Regions from separate parts of the Homo sapiens genome. Here all the other regions are linked to region 3. A link is a contact called in ENCODE Hi-C or POLR2A ChIA-PET data. All regions are on one chromosome and are shown on one strand. The core of a region is the stretch at or near the end of the contact, and the rest is flanking DNA. Distances in the headings are between cores, read along the strand shown. Region 1 holds the start of NDUFV2-AS1 (NDUFV2 antisense RNA 1). Region 2 holds the start of NDUFV2 (NADH:ubiquinone oxidoreductase core subunit V2). Region 3 holds the start of PTPN2 (protein tyrosine phosphatase non-receptor type 2).

Evidence for each region. Hi-C counts contacts between places; a loop is a spot of excess contacts on that map. ChIA-PET counts read pairs that join two places held with the same protein, here RNA polymerase II (POLR2A). Pooled maps may share reads with other maps.
Region 1: a pooled map shows a loop between it and region 3 (8-fold over the local background). The contact joins the promoter of NDUFV2-AS1 here to the promoter of PTPN2 in region 3. A Hi-C loop is called at or near these places in 7 of 50 pooled maps.
Region 2: a pooled map shows a loop between it and region 3 (4-fold over the local background). The contact joins the promoter of NDUFV2 here to the promoter of PTPN2 in region 3. A Hi-C loop is called at or near these places in 1 of 168 maps with a recorded cell type or tissue (naive thymus-derived CD4-positive, alpha-beta T cell) and 5 of 50 pooled maps. POLR2A ChIA-PET finds 5 or more read pairs at or near these places in 1 of 52 experiments (AG04450).

Annotation. Positions count from the first base shown.
Region 1 is chr18:9,135,361-9,138,450 of GRCh38, forward strand. It overlaps NDUFV2-AS1 (NDUFV2 antisense RNA 1), which reads right to left and starts at 1,360. Exons shown (of 3, transcript NR_110772.1): 1 at 1,004-1,360. ANKRD12 (ankyrin repeat domain 12) reads left to right here and starts at 1,421. Exons shown (of 13, transcript NM_015208.5): 1 at 1,421-1,605. RefSeq lists silencers at 523-696, 699-788, 1,139-1,488, 1,699-2,098, 2,139-2,188 and enhancers at 979-1,028, 1,519-1,568.
Region 2 is chr18:9,101,064-9,104,108 of GRCh38, forward strand. NDUFV2 (NADH:ubiquinone oxidoreductase core subunit V2) reads left to right here and starts at 1,636. Exons shown (of 8, transcript NM_021074.5): 1 at 1,636-1,734. The coding sequence starts at 1,681. RefSeq lists a silencer at 1,364-1,723 and an enhancer at 1,996-2,705.
Region 3 is chr18:12,882,856-12,885,932 of GRCh38, forward strand. PTPN2 (protein tyrosine phosphatase non-receptor type 2) reads right to left here and starts at 1,382. Exons shown (of 9, transcript NM_002828.4): 1 at 1,218-1,382. The coding sequence starts at 1,286. RefSeq lists silencers at 585-924, 1,305-1,594, 2,954-3,003.

The sequences.
Region 1 (3,090 bases), core at 110-2,609, 3.7 Mb before region 3:
CCTGGGCTCAAGCCATCTGCCCGCCTGAGCCTCCCAAATTGCTGGGATTACAGGCGTGAGCCACTGCGCTCGGCTATAACGATTATTTTTAAGTATGTCTTTAAGATTTTTTTTTTAATTGAGAGAAGGTAAACAACAGTTAATTTTCCAAGTGGCACAAAAAAGTAACAATGAAAATGTCCTACCCTGGAGCTCTCCTGACTTTCTCATAGGCGACTGTTTTTTTCTTTGTATTTCACATCATAAATAACCAAGTTAAATGTAACACTATTCCACCTCTAGCCATAAGGTGCTCTTTTTCTAGTCTTGTTGACCCTAAAGATTTGTAGGTGGGAGAAATCAGGAACCCAGGAAAGGAAAAACTCCTGATCTTTAATGCAGGTTTATGCTTTACATAGTAATTTGATGGGACCTCGCCGTCCCTGTCAGGTCTGAATGTCACTTCATCTGCTGTGATCACACCTGAACCCTCAGTTCATCAAGACGTTAAAGGACAGTGTAACATAAACTTGTAACTGCATGCACTAAGTCATAAACAGACGCTGTTGTTGCAGATTAACCTCTACGTAAATAACGCGCCCAGAAGGGAGTGAGTACACGCTGCTGCCACGCTGCGACGGTCAATTTTCCTCCGGCACCCTTCCTAGTACCTGAGCAGCTCCCTCTCAAATCCCCAACACTACGTGTGGGAGGGTGCACTGAATTCCTCTTTAAAAAGGCCACTGGAAGGCGTGGCTGGGAGGGGACGCGCTCTAGACCCCCTGGTGCCAGGGCAGGTGCACGCTACCGCGCTTTCGGGGCGGGGCCCAGGGCCCCACCTGAGGCGGGGGGCCGCGGGCTCTGGGCGTAGGTGCAGCTTCTCCGGCCTGGTGCGGGGCCAGACGGCCGCCGCCGGCTTAGCGGGGGAACTTCGCCTAGTCCTCGGGCTGCGGTCGCAGCGTCATTTTGCCTGAGTTGGATCACGCTCGTCCACCCACCCCGTGTAAAAATAACAGGTGAATACCCTATGTGGGGGTCCTCATCGCCGCCATTTCCAGAAGCTTCCAGTCACAGCCACTGCCACGGTCGCCACAAATGCTACTGCAGAGCCCGCTTGCCCAGCAGCGTCACCGGCGCCTGCCCTGCCTCTTCGCCCAGCCTTTGATTCCCCCTCCTTTGTCGGATAGTGTCTGCGGCGGGGAGGCGGTGACACTAGTCCGAGTGGGGCGTGGAGACCGACCAGCACGAAGGGCGGAGTTCCGGCCCGCACCCCTCCGCCGCCTGCCGCTTGGTACGTCCCGCTTCCCCGCCCTGCGGCTCGCGGAGCCTGGCTGAGCAGCAGGAGGGGCGGGCGCCGGGGGGCGGGGCGGTCACGCCGCCCGTCCCGTGCCCGCGGTAGTCACGTGTCCGCGGGTGTCACGTGCTCGCGTCGCAGCCAATCGCGGGGCGACGCTGTCCTGGGAGCGAGGAGGCTGTGGTGAGAGACGGACCGAGACCGGAGATGTTTTCAAGCCCGGCTCCGGCGGCTTTACAGGCGGCTGCAGCGGCGACGAAGACAACGACAGCGACGGCTACGCCGAAGCACTCGTTCCGGGGGTGAAGCCTCCTGCGCCGGCCTTGCCTCGGGTCCGTACGGGTGAGGGGGGCGTGGCGACAGGAAAGGAGGAAGGAGGGGCGCGGTTTCGAGCTTGTCCCCGGCGCCAGGGAGGAGATCCCCTCAGTTCTGCGCTGCTCCCGTTCCCCCTCCCCAGAGCAAGGTAGGGGACGCGCCCTGCCCGCCCCCCCCGGTCCCGACGCGCCGCCCGCCCAGCCTGGCCCGAGCCGTAGCTCGCCTGACAGTGACAGGCCGTTAGTGCCCCCCGGCGCGGGTCCGCCGGGGCCCCGCCCGCCGCCGCCCCTCCCGGCGTCGCGAGGAGCCGCGGCGCAGGTGGGAGCCGCCAACTGGGCGGGGGCGCTGCGCGGGGCGGGGCGGGGGCCGGGCGGAGGGCCGCGAGCTGGCCTCGTCGCGGGCGCCCCTCACCGCGGCTGGCGGGGCTGGGCTGCCGCCGCCTCCCGGAACATGGCGGGGCCGGAGGAGCGTGTGCGTGCGAGTGTGAGTGTGCGCGGCCGAGAGGGCGCCGCTGGCGTGCGGCGGTCGGACCCGCGGGGGCGGGGGCGCGCCCGGCCCGCCGCGCGTTCCCGCCGCCAGCCGCCGAGCGTGCGCCGACGCCGGGGAGTCTGCCGCGGCCGCTCGGGCCGGGAGCGTCGGAGGTACCCGGGTCCTGGGAGAGGTGGATGAAATCAAGAAGGGGAAATTGCTGCTTTAGTAGTGTCCGGGGAAAGAGCAGCCACTCTACAGTTCTGTCTTAAATGCCAGTGTAAAATAACCTTGCCGCATTGGACAGGCAGTTCCCGTCATCGTTTTTCAAGTACCCACTTGTGATGCTTCAAGACCCCTGGAGCACGTCAGGTTCTTAGATCTCGTTTTGAGGAGTGATGTGGAGTGACGCATCCTTACAGATCCCAAAGCGTTGAATAAACGGTTGTACAAAGAGGTATGCGAAGCTTAGCTGACAGCTGTTTTAGTAATAACAGTAAGACGCTGTCTGGGATAGGAAGTTACTGTTGCACTCGTTGAAACCTTAGGAAACATTTAAAGCAGTGTAGTCACCGGGATTGTAATTTCCACTGGACACCCGTGGTTAAACTGCGAACTAAGGTGAAGTGTGTTGCAGATCCAGTGCTGTGTATGTAATGGTTCGGAATTACCTCTAATCCTAAAGTTGAAATGAGCCTGCATCTGCAGTCATGTATTTCGTTTTCATTTTAGAATGGTTTATGTAAATTATAAAGAAAGGCTAGTGAAATAGCTATTTTATCGTAAATTAACTGTGTATTAAAAACATATGCACAGCCGGGCGCGGTGGCTCATGCCTATAATCCCAGCACTTTGGGAGGCCGACGTGGGTAGATCACCTGAGGTCAGGAGTTCGAGACCAGCCTGACCAATATAGTGAAACCCCCGTCTCTACTAAATATACAAAATTAGCCAGGCGTGGTGGCGCATGTCTGTAATCCCAGCTACTTGGGAAGCCGAGGCAGGGGAATCGCTTGAACCCGGGCGGCAGAGGT
Region 2 (3,045 bases), core at 386-2,885, 3.8 Mb before region 3:
CATGCATTACAGATTCAAAAAGAATCCATATAATGTCTATCTCATCCATCAAGTATTTGTGACATGTTTTGGCTTTAGTTGTATAAGAACAGTAAGTATGTGCACAATAGTGTTAGGTGTATAAGTATTTTTATTTTTTATTTTTTATTTTTGAGACGGAGTCTCGCTCCGTCGCCCAGGCTGGAGTGCAGTGGCGCGATCTCGGCTCACTGCAAGCTCCGCCTCCCGGGTTCACGCCATTCCCCTGCCTCAGCCTCCCGAGTAGCTGGGACTACAGGCGCCTGCCACCATGCCCGGCTAATGTCTTGTATTTTCAGTAGAGACGGGGTTTCACCGTATTAGCCAGGATGGTCTCGATCTCCTGACCTCGTGATCTGCCCACCTCAGCCTCCCAAAGTGCTGGGATTACAGGCGTGAGCCACGCGCCCGGCCAGGTGTATAAGTATTTAGGTAACTTTATAACAAAATACATTTACATTAAGGGCCAGACTGTCTTTTCCTTTTAAAGGGAAATACTGAAGCTAATTTAGGAGAGGCAAACTAACATAAAATATAAGGCAAAGGAGTGGGAACCAAGGCATTTGGTATCTATTTCTAGCTCACTGGGCAGCAGTCCTCTGTGTCTTGAATTCTGTGATTTGCGAAATATGATTCATAGGGGTTGCAATGGAATATTTCTGAGTTTTTAAACTAATGAGGGATAAATTTTTAAAATCCCTGTGCTGCTGTGAATGTTCTAGAAATTATTCACAAGTTTATTATAGCAAAGAAAATGGGCAAAAGGAAGGGGGTGGGTACAGGACGTGACACTCCAGAAAAGAAGGCAGTGACGTAAAAAATCAAGAGGAAGTCCACACCAGGAAATAGTGCTGTGCACATTAGAGCTGTTACTGAATAAATACTTGTTGGAATTTCCAGAGATAACCAAACAAACATGAAGAAGGAAGTGGGTTTTTTTTTCAGCTTTATTATGGAAAATATCTAATATGTACAAAAGTACCGAGAATAGTAAATAAGAACGACCATGCAGCTTCTATGGCCTTACTTAACGGCCAACTTGCTTTATTTTTCACCTCCCGCTCCCCACTATTCTCAAGCAAATTCCAGACATCATACCATTTAACCCCTAAATATGTCGCACATATCTCTAATGCAAAAGATTGGGAACCAAGACATTTGGTGTCTATGGCTAGCACACTGGATAGCAGCCCTCTGTGTCTTGAATTCGTAACATGTAGAATAAGATTTATAGTGGGTTGCAACCCGACTTTATTTTTAACTAACAGCAATATAAGAGGAGGTGGCTAATCCTCACAAGGCTCTCCATGAGGGAAGCTCACCCCTATAAATCCAGGCGGGCGCTTCGTTACCCAGGAGCCCAAGGTGCAGCTCCGGGACGCTTCTTTTCAAGGCCGGGACCCCTGCAGCGGCCCGTAGGACACCTCCCTTTCCGAGCACGGACTGGTCCCCGCCCCTCCCCCGGGAAGTCTCCGCCCACAGGGCCCCAGCAGCCCCCGCGCGCCCTCGCTCCCTCCCGTCAGCCCCCGCCCCTCGGCGAAGGGAGCGGCGTGCCGTCCGGGTCGCCTAGGCCTGGGGTCGGGAGCGCGCACGCTGTGCGCCCTGGGCGCGCTCGGGATTCTCGCCTGGCGCGGCTGGGGAAGGTGAACAGTGTGGCCCGCCATGTTCTTCTCCGCGGCGCTCCGGGCCCGGGCGGCTGGCCTCACCGCCCACTGGGTAAGGAGGCTCAAGCTGAGCCCGGCGCTGCCGCCGCCCTTCTCTTGCTCTCCGTGTCTCCCTTAGTTTTGGGCGCAGGAGAGCCCTGGGCTCTGCACGGGCCTGCAGGCGGCGGCAAGGACACTGCGGCCTTAGCCCTCTTAGGGAGGCCGCTGCAGCCCCACCGTGAGAAGCCCCGAGGGAGGGTTGCCATACTGGGAAGTGTACTCCTAGTTTGGTCGAGGAGGACAGAAAAGAGGGGCTGCTTGGTGATATATATATATATGTTTGTTTGTTTTTGCTGTTTTGCTGTAGCGCAGAATCTAGGCCTGCTCTGGCCAGATCAGTTTCGAAGACCGTCGCTCCGAAGGAGGCACCTCTCGTTTCAAGCCTAGTGACCTCGATGCTTTTAGGTTGCAGCATACTGGAGAGCTCTGGCTTGCTTCGTGAAGGCTTAGGGAGAACTTCATTAGGGCTGGAAAAGGGTGGCCAATGTTTGATTTACTGCAGTTGTGCTTTGCATATCGGAAATGCTGGCTAAATAAACGGTATCAAACTAACTCTGAAAGAACGGCGCCGCAAATAACAGCACCCAATTAAAGAACCACAGGATTTTAGAGATTAAATGATCTTTTTGAGATCCAAGTACATCTCATGGTAGGCAAGGAAATTGAATTGCAGAGAAGTTGAAACACTCCTTCACGTTAATCTAAAAATGCAGATTTCCAGAAATGTCGATTATAACAACAGGGCCTGTTACACAAGTAATACTGGAAAGAAGCCTTAGTTTTGTTTGTTTTCTAAGAGTGAAATAGGTTAAGTCAGTTCTCAGCAAGAGGGAGCTAGTGTATATTCATTGAGAATGAATTCAGGGCTTTAGAGTTAGACTCGAGTTTGGATGTTAGCTTAACTGCCTTTTGTGGCTCTATGACTTTGTGCTGTTAATCTTCCTCAGTTTCTTCAGTTGTAAAATGGGAATATTCCTTTTTGCAGAGTTCAGTCTTTCAATAAACATTTGAAGTCTTACTGTACGTCATGCACTGCTGAGCTCTAGTTAACAGTGTGGATAATAATGATAGTCATTTGATAACTGTTTTCTGTATGCCAAGCACCGAGTTAAATATCTACATTCCACATCTCATTTTTGAGGCTGGTATTACTTTTTCCTCATATTACAGATAAGGAAAAGATTTAGACAGTTCCCGTTCTTTTGGAATTGATAGTCTCATGTAAGAGGAACTTTAAGGTTGAGACAATGTAAAAGTACAGTGTTAGAGAGATGAATAGGGTCATCCAATGTGGTTTCAAGGTGCATAAGATTTTTCCTGAAGG
Region 3 (3,077 bases), core at 132-2,631:
CTTTTACTTTACACAGAGAGAACCAAACATCAGAAGCAGCATTAACTTAACCGTCACCAAATTCAATCTTGGGAATAATACGACAAGGATTAAACGAAGGGGAAAGCAGTTACATCATTTTAAAAGAGATAAAGTTTTGTTTGAATTAAAAGGTAGTCTAGTTGACATAAAAAAAGCGAATCACAGGTGTTTATACTACATATTGCATCTATGTGAGCTGAACAGGCACGATTAGGGCGATAGGCATCGGAACACCGTGCCCCCGGGGAGGGGATGAGGGCACTTTCTCAGGGCAAGGAAAGGCTATTTTGATTTGAGGGGGCTTGCAAGAGGGGATTCATTTGTGACACCCGTCTGGGAGCACACATGAAAGCTGCGTTTCACTGTAGGGAAAGTATACCTCAGTAAGGAAAACTATAAAGAGAATGACACGCTATCACTGGACGAACACAAGCAAAGCCTCTTTCGTTCCGGGAAGGTTCTATGGGGGCCGAACCCACGCTGGGCGCTGCTGGGCCACGGGGGAAAATGAAGACGGAGGGTCCCGAGAGCGCTGCCCTCGCCAGAGGCCACGAGCCACCCCCAACCACCGCGGCTCCGCCAGGAGAGCGAGCTTCGCCTCGCAGAGGGCTGCGGCGGCCGGCCCGGCGCCCAGAGCGGCCTGCTCCCACAGGTCCTGCGCGGGCGCCAGCTGGACCCGGACGCCGCGGCCCGGCTCGCCCGCCCCCGCCCTCACCGCTCCCGGGGACGCCAGCTGCCCACCCGGCCACAAAACACCCGGCCAGAGAAAGAGCTGTCCGCGAGCAAGAACCAAGCACAGCGGCGTGGGAGCTACGGCGAAGCTGCGGCCCGGGGGCGCGCGCCCGAGCGCCCCCACGGCTTTCCCAAGGACCCCCAGACCCGGGCCGCGCAACGCTGGTGGCGCATCCACGCGCTCCCCAAGAAGCCGCTGTGGCACCGCCCTCCAGAACTAACTGCGCTTGCGCTAACCATGAGCTGCTCAGCTCAAGTATGCTTTTTTTTTTTTTTTTTTTAAACCAAAAGGAGCAAGAGAGCGGTCAGCGCAGGCGCGCCCCTGACGCGGACCGCGCCGCCACTTCCGCCCCGAGCGAGAGGCTAGAGGCGAGAGGCGGGGGAGGCGGGAGGGACCCTGCGGACAGGGCACGAGTCCGGGTCTCGGAGGAGGTCGGCGACTGCCGCGTGGGTCCGCGACTCACCAAGTACAGCGGCTGCCAGCGACGCTGAGTATCCAACTCTTCGAACTCCCGCTCGATGGTGGTGGGCATGGCTGCGGGAGCGAGCTGGCGCGAGCAGAGCCTGCGCCGGCGGAGAGGCTCAGGCCCCGCACGATCCGGGGAGAGCGCTGGCGCTGCGGCGCATGCGCGCTGCGCGCCGCGCCCCGCCCCCACGCCAAGCCCTGTCGGCCGTGGGGAAAGTACCTGGAGCGTCGGACGTCAGCGCGCAGACTCGGCGCCCGAGCGCGGCGCGAAGTCGGCGGCGGGGCGGGGCGGGGCGCTCGGGGGGCGGGGCTCGGGGTGCCCAGGTGGGAGGGGGCGGGGCCAGGGGACCACCCGGCGGCCGTGGTCCCTGCGCGCGGCACGAGGTGAGCCGCCCCTTGGGCTTGCGTCTTCCGACAAGAGAGAGGCGGTGGTCCGTGGGTAGCGCGGGGTTACTGGAATGGGACTCCCTGAGGAAGTCCCCTGAGAAGTCGCCGGCACGCTCCGCCTTCCTTCTTGCTTCCCATTTCTCGTTTTCTTCTCAGCCTTCATAGTTTTTTAAAGTGCTGTATTTGAATATTATTTTAAACATCATCTAGGTCAGATTAGCGGCCTGTGACCAACTTGGAAACAAATTCCTCATTCTTTTCTGCCCTGGTGTCAGCTCCTGTAAGCCTGCAGATTTTATGCCAAATAAACCGCTGGAGCAAAAGGAAAGGCAGCCAGCCTCTCCCGGAATTTGGGAGAGGGATACCTTGTTAAGAAAACGTTCTACAACTTACGAATTAGATTTAACTGTAAAAAATAGCACGTCCTCTTTTACCAAACAAACGTACTAGTTAGGGAAATCATCTTGCTTCAGATTTAAGATAGTTCTTTTTTAGTGCTTGTAATATCCTGCTATATAATCTTCATAAGAAACGTGAAGGGTTAGGAAAGGTTTAGCCGTGCTGTCCAGTATTGGGATTTAAATTTTAAATATTAACTTAATTCCTCAGTGGCACCAGCCACATTTCAGGTGTGCCATAACCATGTATGGCTAGTGGCTGCTATGTGGCAAAGTACATATGTAGAACGTTTCTATCATCGAAGACAGTTCTTTTGGACAGAGCCGGCCGAGAGGATTACAATACTTGGGGCAGAAAAGTGTCCTTAATCACATAAAATAATGAAAACCCTAGCCAGAAAAAAAAAAAAAAAAGTTGGCTACGGAAGCTAGAAGAAATCGTATTAACAAAAAAGCAGTCAGCAAGCTTTCTACTTACATAGTATGATTTAGAGATACAGGAAAGCTTCCCCCGAAAGACCCCACAATGTCTAATGGTCCTTGGTTCTGAAATTCTGTCATTGAATCTGATTATTTTGATTAAAGGCATGGTATCTCCCAGAATATCCTGTGAATGTTCGCATTAGTCTGCTCATCAGATTGCTTTCCAACCAAAAAATACTGTGTTCTACAAAGGAGGAGCATCTTTATCTCAAAGCAGCAGTTCTTATCGCCAAGTATTCAGCATCTCTTTGGAATTCATTTGTCAGCCTCTCTGGTTCCGGGAGCTGTATTTGCCTATCTTAGTTTGCTGAGTGCAGCGAAGAATCTAGAACAGTGGTTCTCACACCAGCATCATTTGCATCCAGTGTGAGCTTCTTTGAAATGCAAATTTGAAGGCCTCACCCCAAACTACTGAATCAGAATCTCTGGTGTTGGGGCCCCAGGAGACTACTTAAGCAAGCTCTCCTGGGGATGCCTGTGCCCCCCCAGAGTTTGAGAATGATTGCTCCAGAAGAATACCTATACAGGGCTGCACTGAAGCCCGGGGGTAAAAAGAAAACAGAGGTTAACTTGCTTCGAGATATCCTGCT